Regions from separate parts of the Homo sapiens genome. Here region 2 is linked to region 1. A link is a contact called in ENCODE Hi-C or POLR2A ChIA-PET data. All regions are on one chromosome and are shown on one strand. Each heading gives the region's core, a stretch centred on a gene start or an enhancer-like site at or near the end of the contact. The rest is flanking DNA. Distances are from core to core; before and after follow the strand shown.

Region 1 (2,700 bases), core at 124-2,623:
TTTTAGTCGGCTTCTTTACTGCAACCTGTTTTTACCAGCAAGGCCTTTATGACCTGTATCTTGTGCCCACCTCTTATCTGATCCTGTGACTTAGAATTCCTAACTGTCTGGGAATGCAGCCCAGTAGGCCTCAGCCTTATTTTACCTAGCCCCCCCATTTAAGACGAAGTTGCTCTGAGTTGAATAAAAAGCATTCAAAAATAACCAAATAAAAAACTTTATGTGGATAGAGAATCAGAAAGACTGTGGTGACAGTTCTGAGTCAAACCTTCACGATTTCCCCTCCTTCCTGTAATGAAATTAGACTCAGGAGAAGTTCCAGGATTTAACAAACCCAGGAATAATAGTCTACATTTCAACACTGAAAAGTTTTCTTACTCTGTTTACCAACTATGGGGACTATGACTAAAATATTATGAGAAATAACTCATGTCTCAAGACTCAGAGCCAAATTAATTTCACATATCTATAATTTGCTACACAAACAACCACTTTCCCAGAGGCCTCTGTTCCTATAGGTCAACAAACACGAGATGACTCCACGATGAGACTCCCAGGCTTCAGACAAGTCCATAGCCTTAGGTAATTATGATCTGAGGTGGTTTTGAAGCTCCTCTTACACACACAGACCCCCCAAACCCATCCCTCCCACCCCCTGCACCCCGCCCCATCTCTGGGCCAAAACTTTCTTTCCAGTGGGTCTGAAAAGTACTGCCTGAAATTCTCAGCATTCCTGTCATTCCCTAAAGGCTGAGGCAGCTCTCTAAACATTCTTTCAGGCACCTGAGGAATTGGGCCACCAGCTCTTCTGTGGGGAGCCAACAGGAAATTAAGTATAAAGGGCAGCAAAAGTATTTGGGGAGATGACAATGAGGCATAAAGGAAACAAAGAAGGGTGGGGGTGCAAGAAAAGAAGCCTGGTCTACCTACACACTTTGCCCTGCAGACAGTTCTACCTCTCAGCACGTGTGATGACTTACCTAGGAATGGAATGTGGACCTGGGAGGGGAAGCTGGTACAAAGCTGTGGAGGCTGGAAAGGAACCCAGGGCCCTATTACAAATCGTGAATAGTGACTTTTAGCTAGAATCACTTGCCAGAAGCTTGGGAAAAAAATGTTTTCACTGAGGGCCTAATTGGATGTCAGAAGGCTTCTACAGAAAGCCTGGCTCCTAGAGCTTCCTAGCTGCTGAGATGGGCTATCCTGGCAAGAATCCTCTCCCTCCTCCTTTCTTTCCCTCTTGCTCCCTTCCTCTTTCCCCTCCTTTTCTCTTTTCCGTACACAATCTGACAGTTTATTTGGGACAATTCTTTGGAGAACTGGGATACACCTGCAGTATATTCATTTTTAAGCCACGGACAAACCACTAGAGGGCGATGCCATCACTAATTGCTGAAACTTTCCTGCTTTCCTCTGGCTTCAGCATTCAGCAGGCCTATCCACACATCCTGTGACAGGATGTTTCTGAACTTTTCCTTCAATTCTCATTGTAAATAAACAACCTCAGGGTGAATACATCCAGATGCACATCATAGCGACATGCAGCATGAATTGCACAGGCCAAAGTTTCTGGTCTATCCGGAACAGTCTTGCCTAATATGCACCACAGTTCAGAAACCAGAGGTTAAACTTGCTTTTTTGTCCTGAATTTCTGCCTGAATTTTGGAGTTTCTCTCAAATGCTATCTCTAAGGGCAAAAGGAGCCCTTCAAAGAAATGAAAAGTTAAATAATCCAGCACAGCCCATTTGTACAGGATTTCTGTTTTGTTTCCATATTCAAGTTACAAATATTTGGTTTGCTTAAATGCAGGGTTTGCCCAAATGGTCAAAAGCTATTAGTAGATTAGTCATGTATGCAAATATGGGGAGCAGGGGCACATGTTTCTCACTGCTTGAGAAACTATGTGTATAAACGGGGTCCCAGTAAATTTGGTCCTAGCCGGGGCGTACCAAAGAAAGCAAAGCTAGCAGGGGTAGTGGCTAATGTCTGTAATCCCAACACTTTGGGAAGTTAAGGCAGGAGGATCACTTGAGGCTGGGAGTTCAAGGTTTGCCTGGGCAACATAGCAAGACCCCATCTCTAAAAAAATAAAAATAGTCAGGTATGTACTATTATACAGGTGTGCACCTGTAGTCCCAGCTCCTCAGGAGGCTGGGGTGGGAGGATCCTTTGAGCCCAGGAGTTTGAGGCTGCAGTAGCTGTGATCACACCACTGCACTCTAGCCTGGGTGACAAAGCAAGACTCTGTCTGAAAAAAAAAGGGAAGAGAAAGAAAGAGAAAGAAAGAAGGAAAGAAAGAAAGAAAAAGAAAGAGAGATAGAGAAAAGAAAAGAAAAAAGAAAAGAAGGCTGCTAGAAATCTTAAACTCGGCTGGGTGCAGTGGCTCATGCCTGTAATCCCAGCGCTTTGGGAGGCCGAGACGGGTGGATCACCTGAGGTCAGGGGTTGGAGAGCAGCCTGGCCAACATGGTGAAACTAGTCTCTACTAAAAATACAAAAATTAGCCAGGCATGGTGGCGGGAGCCTGTAATCCCAGCTGAGGCAGGAGAGGAGGCTGAGTCAGGAGAATCGCTTGAACCCGGGAGGTGGAGGTTGCAGTGAGCTGAGATCGTGCCACTGCACTCCAGCCTGGGAGACAGAGTGAGACTCCTTCTCAAAAAAAAGAAAAAAAAAAAAAAAGAAATCTTAGAACTCCTTGA
Region 2 (2,815 bases), core at 41-2,540, 120 kb before region 1:
ATACATGCTCTGTCAGAAAGAAGCAGCCCACTTCTGTCCAATAGCCAATCCACTACCCTTCAGACAAAAATGAGAAAAATAAGGATAGTCATTTAGTTAGTTTCTCTCCAGATCTGAAGACTATAGTGAGGTCTTGAGAGTTCAGTAATTCACCAGTAAGGTTCCAGGGGCAGGAAGGGAGTTCAGGGTTAGAAGCTACACTGTACCACTCCAAGATCTGTTCTTTTGTGAGCCAGCATTGTATGTGTGTGTGTCTGTGCGCCCACACATGTGTGCACACGTGCATGCATGCTTTGTTTTGTTTTAATGTCCATATTATTAGGTTACAGTCTTTTCCTTATTTCATTGCTGACTTATTACTAGAAAGGAGGGAGCTAGTGGTTTTCATTGTTGGTATCCCTTGTTTTTAGTTCTGAGAGAAAGAGAAAGAGAGAGACTCTATAATCTGCTTTCATTCTATCACCTGAGCCTGGAGGCCTCAACTAGTTCTTTTAACTCTAATTAAGCCTTAGAGTCTGCAAGTATAAGACAGCTGTGAAGTAGCTCTGCCCTCAGAATTTTGTAAGTACTTTAAGACATAGACAAACACACATACACACAACAAAACAAAACAAAAACATAAAGCTGAGGTGGTTTGGTTGGGTTCCTTGCCAGCTTAGCCTCTTACTCTTGGCTAAAAAACATTTCAAGGACTTAAACTGTGGAATAGTTCTAAGAAATTGCTTAGTCTTATCCCTGGACACTGCAAAATGGATTGCCTCAGATCTAAGAAACCCATTTATCAGAAAAATTCTTCAATTTCATGATATGTTATGGTCGAGATGTTATTGCACAATCCCACAGAAATCTAGTCCCTCTCCTAAATATGCCGAACACCTATACAGATGGAGGCAAGCAGAGAGAGGAAGGTGAGAGTGAACACTTGTTCCTGAAATCTCCCAAGATACCGGCTCTGGGTTAGCATTAGAAGGCCTAAGCACCTGGATCTATTAACCTAAATAGAAAAAAGAAATAACCAAATACTTGTTGAAATAACCAACAAGTATTTGGTTATTTCTTTTTTCTATTTAGGTTAATAGATGGAGCATTACCTAAAAATGAGATGAAGCATCACCTACAAATGTCCCTCAAACAAGTCATACTTAGTTCAGATTATAAAGAGAGTATTTGATAAATGCTGTACGTATAAGGGAATTCGAATGGCACTAGCTTACAGCTTCTTGTGTCACTACCATGCCTCTAATGCAATTTCCCCCATCTAGAAATGTAACCCTCAGCCAGTTGCCTTGAAAGCTGGTTACCGTGGAGATGATTATCAGTATTATGATGACCTATTTAGAAGAATTTCTGCATCACCAGAAAACAAATAACCACAGAGAGAGCCTTTCAAATGAATCATGCTCTTTCTCTGAAAGTGCCTTTACAAACAAATGCCATGGATGTATTGTGTTTGTGTGCTGTGTGTGGATTTGTTCATTATTTGTATTTGCAAAGGTTTTAGTGAAATTCCAGTTGTCTTTAGGCATGCCAAGAGTAGAGAGGGTAGTACAAACAACAGGCATAAGCATATAGACATCTGTCCTCTTCCTACAATTTGAAATGCATGGCCATGGCTGTATTGATTTCTCAGCAATGTTAACATTTCTTTCATTTGTACAGTTTTTCTTGCTCATCCACTGCTTTTTGAGGCTTTTTAAGGACTGCTGGAATGTGGTTGGCAGGTGGTTGGTAAAGACTGGTTTTTACAAACTGATTGGCCATTAATAGTTCCTAAACACACTATGACTACTTGATGACTATTTTGATTTTCTCAAAATTATGTCATGAAATATTCTCTTAACTTCTGTTTGGTCTCCCATTTTTCTATAAAATAGTTTTGTGTGTGATTGTATGCAGACCTAGTGTTTTGTTTTTTTTTTAAGTTTTTAAATTTGTTATCCATTAATCATTGCCCTGCTCCTTATAGGAAAGACTGATTTTCAGCTGCTGCCCTTTTTGGTTTTGTTTTGCTTTTGATTTTTCTTCTTCTTTTTTTTTTTTTTTTTTTGAGACATTTAATTTGCACTTGTAAAAATTTCAGTGATAAAAATTAAACCTTTATTATGTTCATAGAAGCAGCAAATAACAATATAAGCCAAATGTTACCCCAAAGAGGTCAAACAGATCTAATATTTTCCTTCCAGTCTATGAAGGTCGTGTATTATGGCATTTTTATATTTGTTCTTATTGTATTTTCAGGCACACTCCTTTTTCTACTCTCATCCTTCCACCCACTGTCACTTCTTCTAAGGTAATGGCAGGAATGTTCATATTTTCTGCTGTTATTTCATATCATCTAGCAAAGTGCTGGATAATCGATGTTTAATAAACCTGACCCCTCATATAACCTCAAAAGTTTCAAAAGTTCTTTAACCAGATAAACTCCATTTTTGTCTGTTCATGTTCACAATGGCCTTCCAGTCTAGGAATCTCCATTTTTTAAACCATGTACAGGCAGTCTGTTTTCCACAGAACATTTTGGGTTTAAGTCAATTAACTAATTTTGGCCCCATTTTCAATTTCTATACCATAGACTTGTCCTTATGCCCAAAATCACATTGCTCTGAACTGAGGGCAAATATCAAATTCATATTAATCACCTCACTAATATTCTTAGGCTGGTCTGAATGCTATGTAAATCCCAATAAAAATCTTAGTGTGAAAAAATTTTCTTCAACTAAATATAACTCCTTCTCTTTCAATATTTTTTAGAAGTACATTGACATTTTAATTAACAAGTTCTTACTTAAATTTTAACTCCAAAGAGTCTAGCACA

What was found. Hi-C counts contacts between places; a loop is a spot of excess contacts on that map. ChIA-PET counts read pairs that join two places held with the same protein, here RNA polymerase II (POLR2A). Pooled maps may share reads with other maps.
Region 2: a map of PC-3 shows a loop between it and region 1 (13-fold over the local background). The contact joins two enhancer-like sites. A Hi-C loop is called at or near these places in 32 of 168 maps with a recorded cell type or tissue (Caco-2, Caki2, Calu3 and 26 more), 2 of 37 single-sample maps with no recorded cell type and 20 of 50 pooled maps. POLR2A ChIA-PET finds 5 or more read pairs at or near these places in 13 of 52 experiments (A549, AG04449, AG04450 and 9 more).

What each region holds. Positions count from the first base shown.
Region 1 is chr12:79,546,663-79,549,362 of GRCh38, forward strand. No RefSeq gene overlaps it. Among named protein-coding and RNA genes, the nearest start is that of MIR1252, 130 kb to the left of the region's middle. RefSeq lists enhancers at 616-1,344, 787-1,081 and a silencer at 787-1,081. Within about 2 kb of position 1,374, at least 20 of the 41 ENCODE cell types and tissues checked have a DNase peak (open chromatin) inside an H3K27ac peak, as active enhancers do; they include PC-3, PC-9, endothelial cell of umbilical vein and 1 more, where a contact is called at or near this core.
Region 2 is chr12:79,422,926-79,425,740 of GRCh38, forward strand. The region is part of intron 9 of SYT1 (synaptotagmin 1); the gene reads left to right. Among named protein-coding and RNA genes, the nearest start is that of MIR1252, 5.1 kb to the left of the region's middle. Within about 2 kb of position 1,291, at least 4 of the 41 ENCODE cell types and tissues checked have a DNase peak (open chromatin) inside an H3K27ac peak, as active enhancers do; they include PC-3, PC-9, endothelial cell of umbilical vein and 1 more, where a contact is called at or near this core.